Regions from separate parts of the Mus musculus genome. Here region 2 is linked to region 1. A link is a loop called in an ENCODE intact Hi-C map of the cell type or tissue named here. Cell type or tissue: left cerebral cortex. All regions are shown on one strand. Links, peaks and the distances in the headings refer to the core of each region. The heading gives the core; the rest is flanking DNA. Region 1 overlaps Gm36574 (a long non-coding RNA gene). Region 2 overlaps Scmh1 (sex comb on midleg homolog 1).

Evidence for each region. Peaks named below come from ENCODE experiments on the same cell type or tissue, not always from the same donor. Only the 100,000 strongest peaks of a DNase experiment are listed, where the experiment ranks them.
Region 2: a loop joins it to region 1, with 2.6 times the contacts of the local background. A loop is called at or near these places in 7 of 42 quality-filtered maps.

Annotation. Positions count from the first base shown.
Region 1 is chr4:120,382,938-120,391,959 of GRCm38, forward strand. It overlaps Gm36574 (a long non-coding RNA gene), which reads right to left. Exons shown (of 9, transcript XR_868086.1): 3 at 4,745-5,103. Among named protein-coding and RNA genes, the nearest start is that of Gm36574, 9.7 kb to the right of the region's middle. RefSeq lists an enhancer at 8,666-9,022. In left cerebral cortex, for the core only: a CTCF peak has its summit at 4,711 (motif pointing right); a DNase peak (open chromatin) is centred at 4,742.
Region 2 is chr4:120,514,379-120,523,400 of GRCm38, forward strand. Scmh1 (sex comb on midleg homolog 1) reads left to right here. Exons shown (of 18, transcript NM_001379185.1): 13 at 696-896; 14 at 2,508-2,699; 15 at 8,077-8,271. Among named protein-coding and RNA genes, the nearest start is that of Slfnl1, 13 kb to the right of the region's middle. In left cerebral cortex, for the core only: a CTCF peak has its summit at 5,434 (motif pointing left); no DNase peak of the experiment used is centred there.

The sequences.
Region 1 (9,022 bases), core at 3,581-6,080:
CTGCCACCAGCTAGCCTAGCCCACTTGGCAAGCTCAGGCCACTGGGAGTCCCTGTCTCAAAGCACTACGACCACAGATAATACAAGATGAAAAATGAAAAACAACAGCCGTGAGTCCATCTTCATGACTGCCCAACATTGCCTTTACATACTTGGAGATTTGGGCTCTACTCTAAAATTTTCTTTGCTTGGTAGGTGACATGATGATAGTGTTCTTCTGACCCATACCTCCATGGTCATGACATCTGAGATTGCATGGTGAACTCATACTTCAGACATCTTGACACTCCCCACCCCATTCCTTAGCAGGTCCTTTCTCCCAGACCATCTTCTGGCAGTGTTTTGTCTACTTTGCTAGGTTTACTTAGATACAAATGTGATGTCATTAGTATCTGCTTTTCACCTCTACTTGATAACTGTCCTCTAAACACAGACAGGGCTTTCTTCTTCTTGTTGCCTCCAAAACAAAGCACAAAAACCTGCTCAATAAATGTGTACAGAATTAACCCATCAAATGTACCAGAAATCACAGGCTTTACACAAATCTAGGCTTGCCAGATGAGGGAAGAAGAGCTAGCCACTAGGAGACCTTGTTGCTGCTTGTGTCTCAGGTTAAGCTGCTGTGTAACTGTAGAGAAATTGTATCCCCTCTCTGGGCCTGAGACAGTTGAGCCATATCATTTCTTATATTTTGGTTGTGAGTCTAGCCTTTAATGGCTGAACTCTCTCTCCAGCCTGGACCAGATCATTTCTAAGGTGTGCCTCAAGCTCCTCTCGAGGCATGGTCTTGAGGGACCCCTGCCTCAGGCACTTGGGCAGGCAGAGATGGAGCCACTGGAGGAAGCAGCTGGGAGCAGTGGCTGAAACTGGCCATCACCCAAGGGCAGAATGGCAAGATATAAGGCTGAGATGATGGGACTCCACTACTGGGAAGTGTAGTATGTCAGCTACTGCTACTGCTGGGCAACCAGGCCAGGAGACCTCCGGGTACCCAGAACCCTAGTGGGGGAAAAGCTGGGAAAACAGAAAAGGCAGCACAGTCCCGAGACAGCCATTTCCACCTACCAGACAGCCATTCGTCCACACACCACACTTCCTCATCCACCCAAGTACTTCTTCTCAGGTGTCCCGAGTGAGGAGCTCTGAGGGCATTAGAAGAAGAAACTGAGGGGTTGGGGGCATAGCTCCAAGGTGTAGCATTTTCCCAGCAAGTCGGAGACTCGAAATTCCATCCTGTACTGGGGGCAGGGCTGGGGAGAAACAGAAGAGGAAAGAAAAGAAGGGAGGGGAAGGATGGAAGGCAAGAAACGGAGGTGTAAGGGAAGAGAGCCACCTGTTCTCAGGCACACTGGGGAGTCACTAGAAAGCCTGCAGCTCAAGACCATCACCCTCTCAAACTCCACAGAACTGTGCTGATGAACATGGCTGCGAGTCAGAGCCTGGACAGGGTGTGCCAGACCAGTCAACAGCAACAGCACTTCCGGACCAAGAAGGAAGACTTAGGGTGTTCCTGGACTTTCTATTGACATGTCCCCTGACACTGGTTTGTTTGTTTGTTTGTTTGTTTGTTTGTTTGTTTTTAGACAGGGTTTTACTATGTAACTGGCCTGGCCTTAGACTCAACAGAGATCCACCTGCCTCTGGAGAGCTAGGACTAAACGTGTGCACCACCACGGACCTGGCCAGACTCTGTCATTTGTGCAACAGCATGAATTGGAAAAGCCACTCCTCCATAAAACAGAGACAAAGGTCTTCCCAGAGTCACCATGGGGCTGAGATGTGGTGAAGTGTGCGATTGTGCCTAAGACCTCAGCTGATGCCGTGGGAATATGGAGGAAAAGGTGGCCATGCCAAGGGTTTGCTGGCCCAGCACTCATGGCCAGGCTGCGGGATCCTCCTAGGGAATATTCAGGAGTTCACAGAACACCAAGACAGATAAAATTGTTATTATTACAATACATAGAGACAAACGATATCATCTTGTAACTGCCTGAGCACTGACAGGGACCAGAACACTGGTCAAGATTATTAAAACGATCAAACATCTCCTCCCCTGAGCAAAAGGGGTGTCTCCAGGGCTCTACCAATTACAGCTTCAGCCCTGCTCCAGTCTTCCCTCTCTTAGATAAAAATTAAAAAGACCACTAACTATAGAGTTACCTCCACCCTCTGCCAGCACACGCTCCCATGGTGTGCCCTGGCCTTTGTACAGTGTGGGATCACGCAGCTTTGACTACAGGATGTGTTTCTGGGAAGCCTTGGTGTGAAATGTTAGAAAAGATTTAAATGGTAGATGCTCATCCCTGTGCCATATAATAATGGAGGAACAGATAGAAACTTGCACATATACACTTTTTTTTGGTCACAAGATCTTTTCTTTAGATTATACAGAGTGGGTAAATTACTAACCTGGGGATTAGAGACATGGAGCCCCTGGTCTAACCAGTCTCTAGCAAAATCTGGGCAATCACTTCCATGGGCAGGAAAAGAAAGCAGGACAAGGAGAGGTGAATATTTGTAGGAACCTATCTGCCTGCCAGTCTGTATCATTGATTCCTCCGTGACTACCCTGGAGGTAGAGTACTATATCTGTCTCCCAGCTAGGAGACAAGGAAGTAAGTCCACAGAGTTAAGTGTGGAGGACATGCCAAGCAGGACTGTGCCCTCATTCCCTGCCTGCTCTATCCAGGCTGTGAGCACCTCCACACCCAGAAAGAAGGGATGAGAGAGCTGGCCCACCCTTTCCAGGCAACCCAACTGCCTCAATGCAGCCTCCCCCGGCCCTATACATAACCCACAGGCTAACAGGTAACACTGTTCTGAGGACAGCACCCTTGTCCTTCATGAATTCTCACTCTGTAAAGAAACTGGGTCCAGAGGAAGTGAGGCCCTGCTTCTGTCTGGGTTTCCACCAATGGGAGGGGAGCCAGTTGCTTCTACTTTGTCCAGTGTTAAGGGAAGGCCTAGCGATAGCTACATCAGCCTTGGTGTATGACTCTCCACTGTAGATGTCAGCAAATGCTACAGACAGGATTCCTTTGTCCTTTTTTACTTTGGGTTGTTAAAAAAGGCTCAATTTTCAAACATTTGCCAGCACACCATTGGCTTCTTCTCTCCACAGGAGAAGGGATAATAAGTATGAGTGGGGTTGCTTGGGAAGAACTCCTGTCAGAGAACAGGCAAACTGTGAATTTTCCATTAATATTCATGTGGTCTGTGACTGTAGGTATCAGAACCACCAGAGGATCCTAGTGACAATGTTTGCTGGGCTGTTCTGAGCCAGGAGCTTATAGAGGGGGACCCTGGGATCTGCATTTTCTACCAGGTCTCCTAAGATGATACTTTGGTGTCTGAGTTTGGTTGTCACAACATTTTTTATCCACTCTGTCATATCAAGGGACACCTCAGCTACACACAGAAAAGGTTAGACCATCAAAGAAGATAAAATTCTGTCTCTATTTCCAGAATGCCTGCCGTATGCTAGCTGAAGGTAGGGGAAGCTAGAGTCTCCATCTTGGTTCTATTCCTCTGAGGTGATGTTAGAAACCCAGTGATGCACAGACGTTGGAATCAGACAGACTCCTGCCCACATCACCTTTAGAACTTTAGGGGTGAGTTTGCCTGCTAGATCTTCTGAAAGGATCTATTATAATACATGGAAATGCATGGGAGACTCTTAGTTGGTTAAGCCGTTTGAAGGTAGAAGAACTAAGTTAGAGCCTGGATCTAATTAATTTGATGTGTGTAATAAAAGATAAGTCCCCTAACCTCTCCAGGACTCTGTTTCTCCCTCTATAAAACCAGCCTCAGAGGTTTGAGAAAACCAAGCAGAATGCAGTGAAAGCTAACTGCTTACATAGCACTGGGTAGATGTCCTTTCCTCAGCTAGCTCATTCTTGCTAGTGGCTCTTCTCAGCGTTCTGAGGACTGTCTCTGGCTGTGCTGAAAATTACTAAGTATTTCTTGTTGAGCAGGGATTTTAAATGTGAATACTGAATATAAACCCTAAGTGTCAGGGTTCTCCAGAGAAGAGAACCAATAGGGAAGATGGGCAGAAGAATAACAGGACAGACAGACAGACAGACAGACAGACAGACTAGTAAGGTCTTGGATGCTGAAGAGCTCCACACTCCACTGTGTAATATCTGGAGACACAGGACTCCTACTTGTGTAGCTCATTTCAGTCCAGATCTTAAAGTCTGAGGAACAAGAGCACCAAAGGCAGGAGAGTGTCAGTGTCCCAGCTCCGAGTAATCTCCCTCTGCCTCTCTGTTCTCTTCTGACCCTCAACAGCATGCACGCTGCCCAGACACACTGGGGAGGGGCAGGGCAGAGGGTGGGGGTGGCTCTGCTTTAGTCAATCCTAATACTGGTCTCCTCTGGAAACACCATTATAGGCATACCCAGGAATAAAACTCAATCAGGTATGTAAGCATCCTATAGGCCATCAAGTTAACACCTATCATAAGAAGGTACAAGCCACACAAAGGAAAATAAAAACAAAAAACAAGCCGGGCAGTGATGGCGCTCTTAATCCCAGCACTTGAGAGGCAGGTGGATTTCTGAGTTCGAGGCCAGCCTGGTCTACAGAGTGAGTTCCAGGACAGCCAGGGTGACACAGAGAAACCCTGTCTCGAAAAACAAAAAAAACAAGCAAACAAAAAAACCTAAAAGCACACACACAGATACACACAGCTACTAATTGGAGATTGCCACAGGGAGGCAGCATGGAGTTATAAACAAACCATTAGGCTGCTGGTCAGGAATCGAATGCACTTCTACAGCAAACTACCACAAGCTCAGAGACTTAATCCACATGCCGGTGACCTGGGTTCTGTGGGTCAGGAACAGATGGAGGCATTTTCCAGGGCTGGGGTCTCCTCTGTGCTTGGCTAGGGAGAGATCTGCTTCCATAGGGCTTGTGGTTTGGGCAGAATTCAGTTCCTCCAGTGGCAGGATGGACAGGTCAGGCTTCTTGTTGGCTGACAGGCAGGCCACCTTCAGTTCTGTTCCTTGACTAGGAGGTCTCCCATCACAGGCAGCCCAGCACATGGTAGCTGACTTCTTCAAAGCCAACAACGGCACTAAGACAGGCGTTAAGACTCTGCAAGACAGGTACCATGCTTTCATGGGAAAGGACTTTGTTACCCACTCCATCCTTCCATGTATGCTGAGTCTACCAGTTAGAAGTAAGTCTTCCCTCCCCCCTCCACACTGTCAGGGAAGGAGTGATGTAAACCTCAATTGCATAACAAAGAAGTGAGATGATAGGTGATTGACTTAACAACCTGCTCACTGCAGAAGTGGAGGTAAACCTTCTGGGGGATTTCACTGACAAAACTACTGAGCATATTTGAGGCAGAGTAAATTGTGTGTGTGTGTGTGTGTGTGTGTGTGTGTGTGTGTGTGTGTGTGTGTGACATATACATGTCCATGCCCATGTATATGTACATATATACGCTAGTTTGCCTTACTTAAGAGAAAGCCTAAAGAGAGGCAGCAGCCAATGGGATTAAATAGCACTGTAAGACTAGAATCCAGAATTTCAATTTCCACCACATTCCTACTGCTGCTAAGTCTGCTCAGTGTCAGGACTTTGGAGACGAAGATATAAACTTAGCTGACACTTAGAAGCTTAGTTCATGGGGACACTGGAATGTCTTTGGATATCTACAAAATCAATCTTAATCCTTAGACATTCAAGACTCTTGGGCTCCCTGGCCTGACTAAGAATCCTTCTCTCTTCTCTTGCTATTGTCCCCTCATAGTTGATGTGCCACCAAAGAGGACCATTGATGCTTCCAGGGGACACTCCCCTCCCTTTGCATGTTCTTCCCCAAGAATGTCCTTTTCTTTTCTCTCCTTGGAAAATAAACAAAACTGATTGTCCTTTGGGTCTCAGCTGGAATGTCACCTTCCCCTGAATTTTCCCTTAATTCTCTTAAAAACAACAACTGAACCTCTAATTCTTGTAGGCAGTATGAATCCCTCCCTCCATTCTGCTCTCAGAGTCTTGTACAGTCCCTATCATAGCTCTTTTCAAATGTGTGACACTTGTTTTTGACTCCTACTTCTCCTATGACATGAGGACCTTAAAGTGAGATTGTTAGAAAGATGTGAAATTAATTTGGCTTAAATAAGTCTATGGTGCCAGCTGGCCCTGTCAAAAGAGTACCACAGCCTCCCACTGAGCAGAGTCTCCCACAAGGCTAATGAGAGCATTTGGTTCAAAGCAGATGTTTCTAGCTCACTGCAAGTCAAGGAAAGGCTAGTTTGATCCCCATCCAATTACCCTCTGTTGTAGCTCTCTGAAAGCTTTGCTCCATTCAGGAAATCTTTGTCGACTGAATGAACAGAATGGGGTTGTCATTCAACAATGGTAATTGATATCTACCAAAGGCCGGCCCCATACTAAGAGTTCAGGTTACAGAGAAGTCAAGAAAACAAGAAAAGGGCATGAATAATCCCAAACACATTTCGTAACCCAAAACAACCTAATTCAAAGCCAGACTCAGATACTTACTGGCCATTTGACCTTGACCAAGCCACTTAACTTGACCTTTCTTAGTTAAGATAGGAAATAACAACAGCTTCACATGGATGACTTAAAGTACACACACCCAGCATTCTGCAGAAGGTCACCAAACTTTAGTGGCCTTTTCCTTTTGAGGAGAATTGAAATCACAGGCAGTCACTAACCATCATGTGCTATGATCAATGCTGTAACACTCGAAAGTGCAAGGAAAGCAAATGGAGGTGTTTGTTCTCCCAGAGATGGGGAGGGACAGCTTCCGTCAGAGGAGCTGGCAGGAATATTCCGGAGCGGGAAGGGAAGCGTAGCACAAAAGCAACATTGTCCTATACCTAGTCTCTGTCTTTGTCTGCTTCCAAATGAGGCAGCTTCTGTGCCCTGAAGTTAGCTCAGGGATAAAAACAATCTCTCTCTTCTGTGACAGATGACTGACATTTTTATTTTCGTGCCATACTGGAGAAAGTGCTTTCTCTCTCAACCAGAAATACGAAATAATCCTATTTGCAGCTGAGTTAACACTGAGAATTGAAATACATTGAATTCCCAAATTTTGATTCTAAGAAGAATGTCAAGCAAGTCTTGCCCCCAGTGTGCGTGACACATCTAGAAAAGTGTGTTAGATAGAAATTAACGCTGTGAGACTGAGGCACACGAATAACCTAGGAATCATACAGTTGCTGCAGGAATACTTGGAATTTTTTGATGTTTATATAGCCAGAGTTTCATGATCTTAGTAACTTAGATTCCCAGAATCCAAGATGATTAGAACTAAAAGGACTCTCAAAGCTAGATTCTGATGGGGAAATCAAGGCCAAGACATGGCCATGACCCATTCAGGCCCACAGAGCAAAATCCTTAACTTAACTTCCACCTCTGAGGTGCAGCCCTCTAAGCCCGACCCCGCATTCTCGCTTCTGTATGATCGTTACTTCCAAGAGACTGGTAAGTTTACAGTAGGTCTTTCTGGGTTCTACACTGCAGTCATGAATGCTCACTCAAGTAAGACAAGTTCCCTTTGGTCCAAGATCAACACTAAAATCTCCCAGACTCTTGGCAATTTCCCCAGTACTAGGACCCTGAAGGTGGCAGAAATGGACTCTAAGAGCAAGAAATGAATTTCAGAGATTTAGCTCGTTCATCTCCCTTTCTACAAAATAAGCACCTTTCTTGAATGTATTCACAAGTGCATTCAGCCCTTCCAAGGGAATGCCTGCCATTGTTTGACTACCATTCAATGAGCAGAACTCTGTCTGATCTGTCTTTTAGGAGGAAGGGGAAGGGTGACGATGCTCACTTACTGAGCACACACTTTAAATCACCTGAATGAGGAACTCCCTAGGGAAAGACTGGCCTGTGAGTATGTCTGGCAGGAATGGAAAGGTTGGCCTGTGAGTATGTCCGGCAGGAATTACATGGACTGCCTTAATCACCATGGGAAGACCTAGCCTGAAGTAGACAACAGCATTCTCTAGTTCCGAGCCTTGGACCACATAAGAGCAGAGAAAGCTCACTAAAAACTGTACAGACTCACATTGACTTCTCTCCACTCTTGCCTGTGTGCTAGCTGCTTCAAGTTCCTGCCTTGACTGGCCCCAGTAATGGAGTGTGGCCTGGAACTGTGAGCTAAAATAAGTCCTTTCTCCATTAAGTTGCTTTTTGTCAAGGTCTTTTTTTTTTTTTTTTTGGTTTTTCGAGACAGGGTTTCTCTGTATAGCCCTGGCTGTCCTGGAGCTCACTTTGTAGACCAGGCTGGCCTCGAACTCAGAAATCCACCTGCCTCTGCCTCCCGAGTGCTGGGATTAAAGGCGTGCGCCACCACGCCCGGCTTTGTCAAGGTCTTTCATCACAGTAACAAAACCAAAACTAGGGCAGCTCACATCATTTTTGTTGAGTGCTTTACAAAGTAGGTGTCTTACAGGCTGGATACCTCTTATCTAAAATACTTGGGAACAGAAGTCTCAGACTTCGGAGTTTCTTCTATTTTGGAATATTAGCATGGACTTTCCTGCTTGGGCATCCTTAATCCAAAACTCCAGAATGTGAAACTTTTAATACGTCATGTTGATGTTCAGAAGCCTGTTTCATCTTTCTCAGCTTGGGTGTGTTCTCCCCATATCTCAATTTATAAGTTTAAGACCCAAAAGGTTTTGAGAGTTTAAAGAACCGGCTCAAGTTCAACTGTGACAGGCACAAGGTTCACTGTGTATGTTCTCCGTCTTTCCTGTCTCTGGTATGCAGCTTTTTTGTACAGCCCTGGCAGCCGTCTGGGCTACAGCTTCACTTTTAAAAATCAAATATCCTGCTGAACACCTCTGATGGCTCTTGAATGCCCACTTGAGGTAAACAGTCCAAACTGTTTAGTTGAACAACCAAGACCTTTGACAATCTGGGCTCTAAGAAGACTTGACGTGCCCACTTTGCTCCACTCTTCCAGTGCCCCGAGGTTTCCCAAAAGGATGCTTTTGTGTCTTTGTGTGCATTGTGCTTGCTG
Region 2 (9,022 bases), core at 4,428-6,927, 130 kb after region 1:
GGATTACAGATGTTCAACAACATGCACTGTTTGTGTTTTATTTCCTTGTGTGTGTGTGGTGTGTACTTATATGTGTGTGCCAATAGTTTTCCTCAATCTCTTTCTACCTTATTCAATGAGGCAAGGTCTCTCAGTTAAACCCAAAGCTCACCAATGTAGGATAGTCTAGGTAGCTAGCAAGCTCCAGGGAACTTCTGACTCTGCCTTCCAAGGGTTTGGATTAGAGGTGGTCCACCATGCCTTTACATGGATTCTTGTGGTACTAACTCCAGTCCTCACGCTTTACAGTAAGCACTTGATCTACTGAACATCGTCATAGTCCCTGTCCCCATTTCTTAGCAGACAGACCTAGTCTGATCCTTCTTTTCATAGATTGACCCTTAGATCCACCTTCATGGGAACTTTTTTCCTGCCAATTAGCTATCTTTAGGTTAGGAGATAAGGCAGTTTGATTCTTGAGAGTCTTCAAAGTTTACACTTTCTTATAGGGGACCAGAAAACAAAACACAAGACCTGTGCCTTGATTTCTGTTCTGTGTTGTTCTCCTAATGGGCTTTGTTTGTTCTGAGTTCTTGGTGGTGCAGCTTGGAGCCAAGTGGAGCCAAGGCCAGAGTTGAGCAGATGGAAGAGAGCTGCTCTCTGACTTCTCTCTACCAGGCACACTCTAAGGTTCCTGGGTTCTTTGTTTCCTGTAGTTTGTATCTACTTGAACAAGAGCGGCAGCACGGGCCCCCACCTGGATAAGAAGAAGATCCAACAACTCCCTGACCATTTTGGGCCAGCCCGTGCCTCTGTGGTGCTGCAGCAGGCTGTCCAGGCTTGCATTGACTGTGCTTATCACCAGAAAACTGTCTTCAGCTTCCTCAAACAGGGCCACGGCGGTGAAGTCATTTCAGGTAAACTTTTGGGCTAGTTTGGCCTCCTAACCCGAGTGTCAGACCTTCATTCTGATGAGAGATCCTAGTACTGACTTCATACTCATAGGCTCTGGAGAATGCAAACGTATCTCATTCCTCCAGAGTCCATACTGCCAGTTCCCAGGCTCTGCTGGACTTATATAACCTGAATACCATATAGTATGTACCAAATACCTCTGCCAAAAATACCTAACACAACCTCTAAACTTTGGTCCACACACAGAAAATATAAGTGTTGCTTAAAGCCATTTCATAGGAAATAACATAGGGCCTATGTTGTTGCAGCAAAAGAATTTCCTCAACTGGCTCCAGAGGAGCTTTGACCTCCTTTCATTTCTCTGCCTCCTAAGCTTCTGGGCCTATAGGACCCATCCAAGAGAGCTGAATTCCAGGATAGAGGGAAAATGCGAGCTTGATTTAACAGTATGGTACTTTTTCTGCAGTAACTGACAATATTTTCCTGCTGTGTTCTATTTCTTTTCGGTTTTCTTAAGTCCAAAATCTTATTTTTACCCACCAAGGCTACAATGGCTTGACCTACCTTGTGCCTTCCAGTCTTTACTCTAATGTTTCCTTATAGTCCCCCCCCCCTTTCCCCTTAGCAAGCTGCTATGGTATTAAGGAACCAGCTGACAGGAAGCATAAACAGCCAAATAGTCCTTTTAGCAAATACCTGTTGAGCCTTTACTGTGTGGCAGAGGTTTCTGCCAAACACTAGCCAGGAAAAGGGAAAACAGACTCATGTCTGCAATGGTGGAAAAGAAAATCTACATACTCTATAGAAGGGTGACAACAGAAATGTTACAGAGGCAAGTCCAGACAGTCACTGGATGCATGGAGGATGGGTACTGCAGATACATTCAAACCAGGTCTTGAGGCCCAGACCACTCTCTGGCCTCCTTTGCAGCCGTCTGCAGGGTCTGAGGTGTCCTAACTGCCTGCAGTTGCTCTTCACCTCTACTGCCTAGAGTTCTTCCTCTTTAAAACTTTCTTGAGTGATTTATCTCCCCAGATTTCCATTTCCTCACTTCCCTCAAAGACACTTACATGAGCCTTTTGCTTTTTAAAAATTATGACAATATTTTGATAGAAATTAGTATGTAAAAATAACAAGTGTGAAACATTTCCCAATGTTGTCCAAATCCAGTATCCTGATGTAGATTGGAAATTGTATGTCTAGGCCGCTGCTAACAACAGCAGTATTATTTCGGCATAGCCTCCCTGTTGTTGGGCAGATTTCTTGTGAACACAGCACCCTAGGTGAGCGCACTTCCTGAAAGAGGCCCAGCCAGGTGATGAAGCAGATAGCATTATGTTCATAGTTGTTTGCACAGGTTGAGTCAGACCACACCAGAGCCCTGAGGGTGCAACAGACCTGGCCTGGCACTCCCATGATTACACGCCCTTTGGAGTTAGAGGCAAAAATCAAAGCCCTTGAGCAAGGAAAAGAGCAGGAAGAAAACAAGTGGGCAAGCAGCCTGGCACTGCCTTTTGTAACCTGCCAAGCCTAAGACACACATGAGCTGAGCTTCTCCAGCCGGCACGACCCATCGTTGTACAACTTACTTCTTTGTGTACTTGACTCCACAGCCGTGTTTGACCGGGAACAGCACACTCTGAACCTCCCAGCAGTCAACAGCATCACCTATGTCCTCCGTTTCCTGGAGAAGCTCTGCCACAACCTTCGAAGTGACAATCTGTTTGGCAACCAGCCCTTTACACAGACTCACTTATCACTCACTGCCACAGAGTATAATCACAACCACGACAGGTACCTACCAGGTAGGAGCTGGGATGGGGACTGGGCTGAGCTGTGGCTGTGCAGCCAGGAGCGCCTGCGAGCCTAGCACCCACACTCCGGAGATCTGGTTTCTGCCCTTTACCCTTGCCACATCTGGGTTAATCTAGGGGGTTTTGGGTTTCTGCCACTTTAAGTCTTCAGAATTTTGCTGTCACTCTAGAATCTCTCTTTCCTCTGGACCCCTGTCTCGAGAAGTTGTCCTATGGGTTCCTTCTGTGCAGCCCAAGAAGCCCCAGCACATCTCTCAGTATGAATCAGAGGCCTCATGCAGCTCTCCTTTGCTAGCTACAAGGTTTACTCTTAGGCTAGAGATGGAGGAAGTTGTTCCTTTTGATTGGCCATCCATTCTTTTCTTTGGCATGTGGCCCTAACTTCTAGCATTGCCAGTCTAACAAGTCCATTCAAGTTCCTGCTGTTTCCAACTAGGCTGGAAAATAACTTTTTAGTTAACATACCAGAGCCACAATGAGAAAGCGGATGCCACGTGGCTAGGTCAGTGACTAAGCACTTCCCAGAGTGCTTGAAGAATGAGTGGAGCTCGGCAGCTCTGATCTGGAATACAGGACACAGAACCGAGGGAGGGAGGAAAGCTTGGTCCAAACAGAGAGAGGTAGGTTGCTGTTAAATGGGAGGAATTGTTCTTTAAAAGACACCTGTGATGGTGCCCTGAGTAGAGAGGAGGTACGTCAGCCTGGGGCTACTCTGTCTATCTCAGGTTCGTGAGTCTGAAAGGTGCCTGGGGCTTCTGCATGGGTCTCACTCCCACACTCCCTTTCCTGATGTCTTTTCATCAGACTCTTAATGAAAAGACTTCTGACGAAAGTATCACTTCTAGAGAATGTACTCAGGGAAGAGACCACACAACCAGTCTCCTCTGACCCCTCTATACTTCTGCCACAAATGAGGATTGCTTATGTGATTTGAGGTGAAAAGATACCTAAACTACTCCTTTGCCTGCATGTCAACCAAACATCTGGGCCCTGCAGCTGTCTCATGCCTCTCAGGTGGTTCTTTTCTTCAGAGGAAACTTCTTAAACTACCTGCTCTAAATTGCTTTTTTTTTTTTTTTAAACATCAGAACCTATAAGAACAGTCCTTCAGTTAGAATGTTGTATTGGATAGGCTGGAGTTGGAACAGACAAAGACAACGTGTTAAATATTCTCAGCCATTGTCATTTGGGAGCCCTGGGCTCTGTTTCCCTAATGAAAGGCCTGACTGGAAATCTGAAAGAGGAGGTGCATGAGAGGGAGCTGCACAAAGAGAAGAAACTTAGAACACTGCCCCTCATGAACTGGGAAAGTACAGCGGCTGCTGGGGGCATGCCCGCAGTGGGCCTCTAGTCATGAAGAAGAGTAGGGGTACCCTTTCTAGCTGTGACTGTGTCCCATCAACCCCATGTCAGACAGGCTGCACCAACTCTGAGCCTCTCTGCCCACCAAGCTGTTCTTCATGGGAGGTTTCAGCATGTTGTCTACTTGCATCCTGCCTTCTGTTTACTTCTTACTAGTAGTTTTAACTGTGCCCAGACAAGCCAGGCCTTTGTCTAGACTTCTGACTCCTCCTCTCTGTAGCTTGTCTTCTCTGCCTGCCTGTTCCTCTGCTCTGATACCTCATTGGCACCTATATTTTTCTGGTTATTTACCGGCCCTCTGCAGAGCCCCATTAGTATCTGTAGCTTTTTTTGTTTGTTTTTCCTTTAAACCTGTTTTGTTGCCATTCCCCCACATTTCCTGGAGCCCTTTCCCCTTCCTGCCTTGCCACCACCTTGCCCTACGACATCTGTGGACTTGGCTCAGCTGACCATGTACTTACAATGTAACAGAGAACCATCAAAAGTTCATATCCTGTTAAGTTTCCTTACCTGAACTGAGATTTACTGTTCTCACTGCTCTATTTTAGAAACTTTCAAACCTATAGAAAAATTACAACAAAAGTAAAACGCATCTTCACGAAGAGTCACTTTTAACTTTTTGTAGCATTTGCTCTGTTGCACTGTTCACACATATACTGGTATCTATATATTTAATACATATCTATGTACATGACTTTTGTTTATTTAACACACAAGAATTAACTGCAAGTGAAATTTTATCTTGATTGTTTGTTTTGGTTTTTCAAGACAGGATTTCTTTGTGTGGCCCTGGAACTAGGACTATAGACCATGCTGCCCTTGAACTCACAGAGATCTACCTGCCTCTTCTTCCCAGGTGCCACCATGGCCCAGCTAACAAGTAAAATATTTTTCTAGGGGCTGGAGAGATGGCTCAGTGGTTAAGAGCACCGACTGCTCTTCCGAAGGTCCTGAGTTCAAATCCCAGCAACCACATGGTGGCTCACAACCACCCATAATGAGATCTGACGCCCTCTTCTGGTGCATCTGAAGACAGCTACAGTGTACTTAGATACAATAATAAATAAATCTTAAAAAAAATATTTTTCTACATACCTCTTTTAAAGAGCATAGAATACAGGCACATACCTGTAATCCCAGCCCTCAGGAATTTGAGGGGAGAGGTTCACACGTTAAAGGGTAGCCTGAGGTACACAGTGAAACCCTGCGTCAGAAAGAGTGAAGAGGGAAGAAGGGAAAGTGGGAGGCAGAAAGGGTGGTGGAAGGGCAGAAAGAAGAACATTAATTTTTGTATTCAAGAAATGTAGGGGCTGGAGAGATCTACATGTTGTCTCACAACCATCTGTAATGGGATCTGATGCCCTCTTCTGGGGTGTCTGAAGACAGCTACAGTGCACTCATGTAAATAAAATAAAGAAATAAATCTTTAAAAAGAAAATAAATGTAAATAAAATACTCCTGGGCTATTATATCATCCAGATGAAAAATTTCCCAGTCATCTCAATGATGTCTATTGTAGCTGTTTTTGTTTTGCTTTGTTTTCTATAATTTAGAATCCAGTAAGAGATTTTTATTGGATCATTTGGTGCCTTTTACTCTCCTGTCTATTAATCTTCTTTTATCTAGAGCTGTTCTCTACTCTTTCTGTCTTCTCTGATTGGCATTTTGAAGAACCCAGTCCAGGCATTTTAGCTTTAGGTCATCAAACATTTATAAATCCTCACTCTTTGACAGATTCCATATTGGATTTTAGGAGACAGAGGTAATACAGACTCACTCAACTCCTGCACTCTGAAGCTAAGAGAGAAAGCATGGATCAGAGATGCTCCAGCCCAGCTGCTTATGATCAGCAAAGAGCATGAAAGGCAGTGGATGAGAGGACTCCTGAGTGAGAGCAGGCTAACAGTAGAATCCCTTCTGCAGCGTTACGTGTTCTGGGTCAAGTACCAGGCATGTGAAGGGGCTCCTTTGGATTCCCTAAAATAATGGCAACATGAGGCAGGACATTTATTTTAATTCAGCTAGTTACTATGGCTATTGACATTAGCTATGATTGGAATCTACCTTGCATTAACTTCTAGATCTGCTGCTTTGAGATTTCTGGGCTGCCATGTGCTAGGGGAAGTAGTTCCTTTGTTCCCAGTACTCAGTGACTTGAGTTGTTTCTGGCATAATCATCCATCCATCCTCAGCGCCCTTTTTCTGGGAGTCAGCTTGCTTATCTATCCAGACAGAGATGGAAGCTCTCTAGCCATCGTGGTAGTGTAAATTAGCTTTTCTGCTGTGATGTTGGACAAATGAGGCTGTGCCACTGCTCTGCTGGATATCAGCGGGCAGAAATGAGGTCCTTGCTGTGTATACACACCATCAATAAAAGGCAGCTCTTCTCTAGATCTTACTGCAAGGAGGTACCTTACAAGCATTCCTAGTGGAAGGTAGCAAGCAAGTGAGCGAGGAAAGGGGAAAGGGTGGGAAATAAATATGGAGAAAAGTCATGGGTAACAAATACTCCCAGAGGAACCTGGGAAGACAGGCAAGACTCAGAGTACAGAGAGTAGAACATGGGGGACAATTTGTAAGAAGACAGATTTCAGCTTTAAAAAAAAAAAAAAAAGAGGGCATTTTAGCCATTAGAACTCTCAACAGTGACATATTTGCCAAAAATCTTCTACGAGAACAGTCAGTCATTGAGGGTGGGTAGATGAGCAGTTTTTTTCAAGTAGAGGTCAGAGAACCACTGAATCTAGAGAATATTATATTCCGCATGGCTTATTCAGCCTGCTTTCTAATAGAACCCACGACCACCAGCCCAGGAGCGGCACGGTGCACAGTGGGCTGGGCCCTCCCCCATCAAAATGATCTTATGGAGGCATTCTCAACCGAAAGTCTCTCCTATCCTATAACTCGAGGTTGTATCAAGTTGCATAAGACTAGTCAGTATACCATCCTAAGCTTTAGGTTAGATCCACAACCTGGTGACTGGGTCCTGCTGTCTGATATTGTCCATAGAGGTGCATAATTGTCATGGGATTCCCTTCTCAAAGGCTTTCAGATGTTCACAAACCCCTTGGAAGGCTTCCTGTGTGTGGATAAACGTCTCAGGGTTTCCCACAGTGTAGTAAGAAGCAGTCTGCTAAGTGTCAGAGTCAAGTTCTTACCCTGATCTGAGTCCCTGTGCCTGAGCTCCCCTGGCTTCTTGGAATGTTTCTGTGGAACAAGGTCAGTACAGATAAAGGACTAGGGGCATCGAAGGAACAGGTTCTCTGCAGACAGGCTTCTAATCAGCTGTCATGGAGTATTTCTGAGATGTCCTGCTGATCAGCATCTGCTTCTAAAGAACCCTCCTGTCGGGATTTACTGGCTCAGTAATTAAAAGCACGTGCTCTGAAATAGTGAGGATTTGAGTTTGAATCCCTACTGCCCACGTTAAAAAGTAATTGTGGCTATATGTGCTAGTAACTCCAACATTGGGGGTCAAGGACAAGCAGATCTTGGGATCTCACTAGCCAGCTAGCCTAGTTCAAAAAACAGTGAACTTCAGGCTCAGTGACAAATCCTGTCTCAAGAGAATGAAGCAGAAAATGCTAGAGGAAGACACTCAGGATCCTCTGGCCTCGACGTGTGTGTGCATGGGCACACACATCCAGAAGCCTCCTCTGAGCATTTGCATCCTTCCCACAGCCCTTATCCTCATTGTAGCATCTTAGGACTAAAGAATTATCTTCCGCCTAAAGTAACTCTATTCCTTTTCAGTTGTCCTTATCCAGAAAAGGAAGAACTACTACTATCTCAGGCCAAAAGGAACAGTCTAGAAAGAGAGTCCAGGGAGGAATCCAAGTCCTGAGCTCCTGAGCCAGAAACAGGAGTGATACACAGGTGTCCTGAGTCCTTGTAGGGCTTTATGTCTTGCTGCCTCTTGTTCCACTCAGGAAGGTACCTGGAGCCAGCATTCTGCCAGTCCCTCCAAGCTAGTCCCTACTTTAACTCTGGTTTTATTATTTTCCAGGTGAAACCTTTGTCCTGGGGAATAGCCTGGCCCGGTCCTTGGAGACACACTCAGACCTGATGGATTCTGCCTTGAAGCCTGCCAACCTTGTCAGCACATCCCAAAACCTTCGGACTCCTGGCTATCGGCCCTTGCTTCCCTCCTGTGGCCTCCCATTAAGCACTGTCTCTGCTGTGCGTAGGCTCTGCTCTAAGGGTAAGCTGATTAGGGCTCTGTGGGCCTCATGACTTTGCCCTTCCTTCCCTTGTTCCTGGGATCAGAGAGTACTAAGGGGAACTAGTTTTGCTGCCCTACTGGGTGTTAGGACTGGGGCTATACTCACCTTTGTGCCTTGCCCAGCCATCTGCGATGTTATTGGTATTCTGGGCTTGGTTTAAAAACAAACAAACAAACAAACAAAAAAAAACCCCATAAATTGGGAGCCAAAGACTTAGAACAAAAAGGGACAGAATGGAGCTAAAGGCAGAGCATAGAATCAGCCGCATGAGGACTGTATGGCTTTGGCATTGCTGAAACAGTGTCAGAGTTAGGGCTTATAGTATGGAAAACTTCCAAACTGATGAGTTTAGAGTTGATCATGCTGGCAGAGCTAGGCTACCAGTGGTAATCAGAGGCAAGACACAAACAGAACTCTATCTGAATAACGGAGTGCTGGCTTGAACCTGGACTTGAGGGACAAGACTAGAGAGAATGGGCCAGAACCGAAGTGAAAACAGCCTGAAAATTAGGATAGTGTTAGAAACTTCTCACTAGATTAATTTAGAAAAGCTTGAAGACAGTGAGGAAGGAGGAAGTGGGGACTGTCTCCTAGGTTTACAGTGAGGAAGGAGGAAGTGGGACTGTCTCCTAGGTTTAGAGATCTAGATACAGTTTGCTGAATGGTGCCATTCACTACAGAAGACCTAGAGATGGAAGGGAGGGAGGGGCATGAGTCATCTTGGAGTAG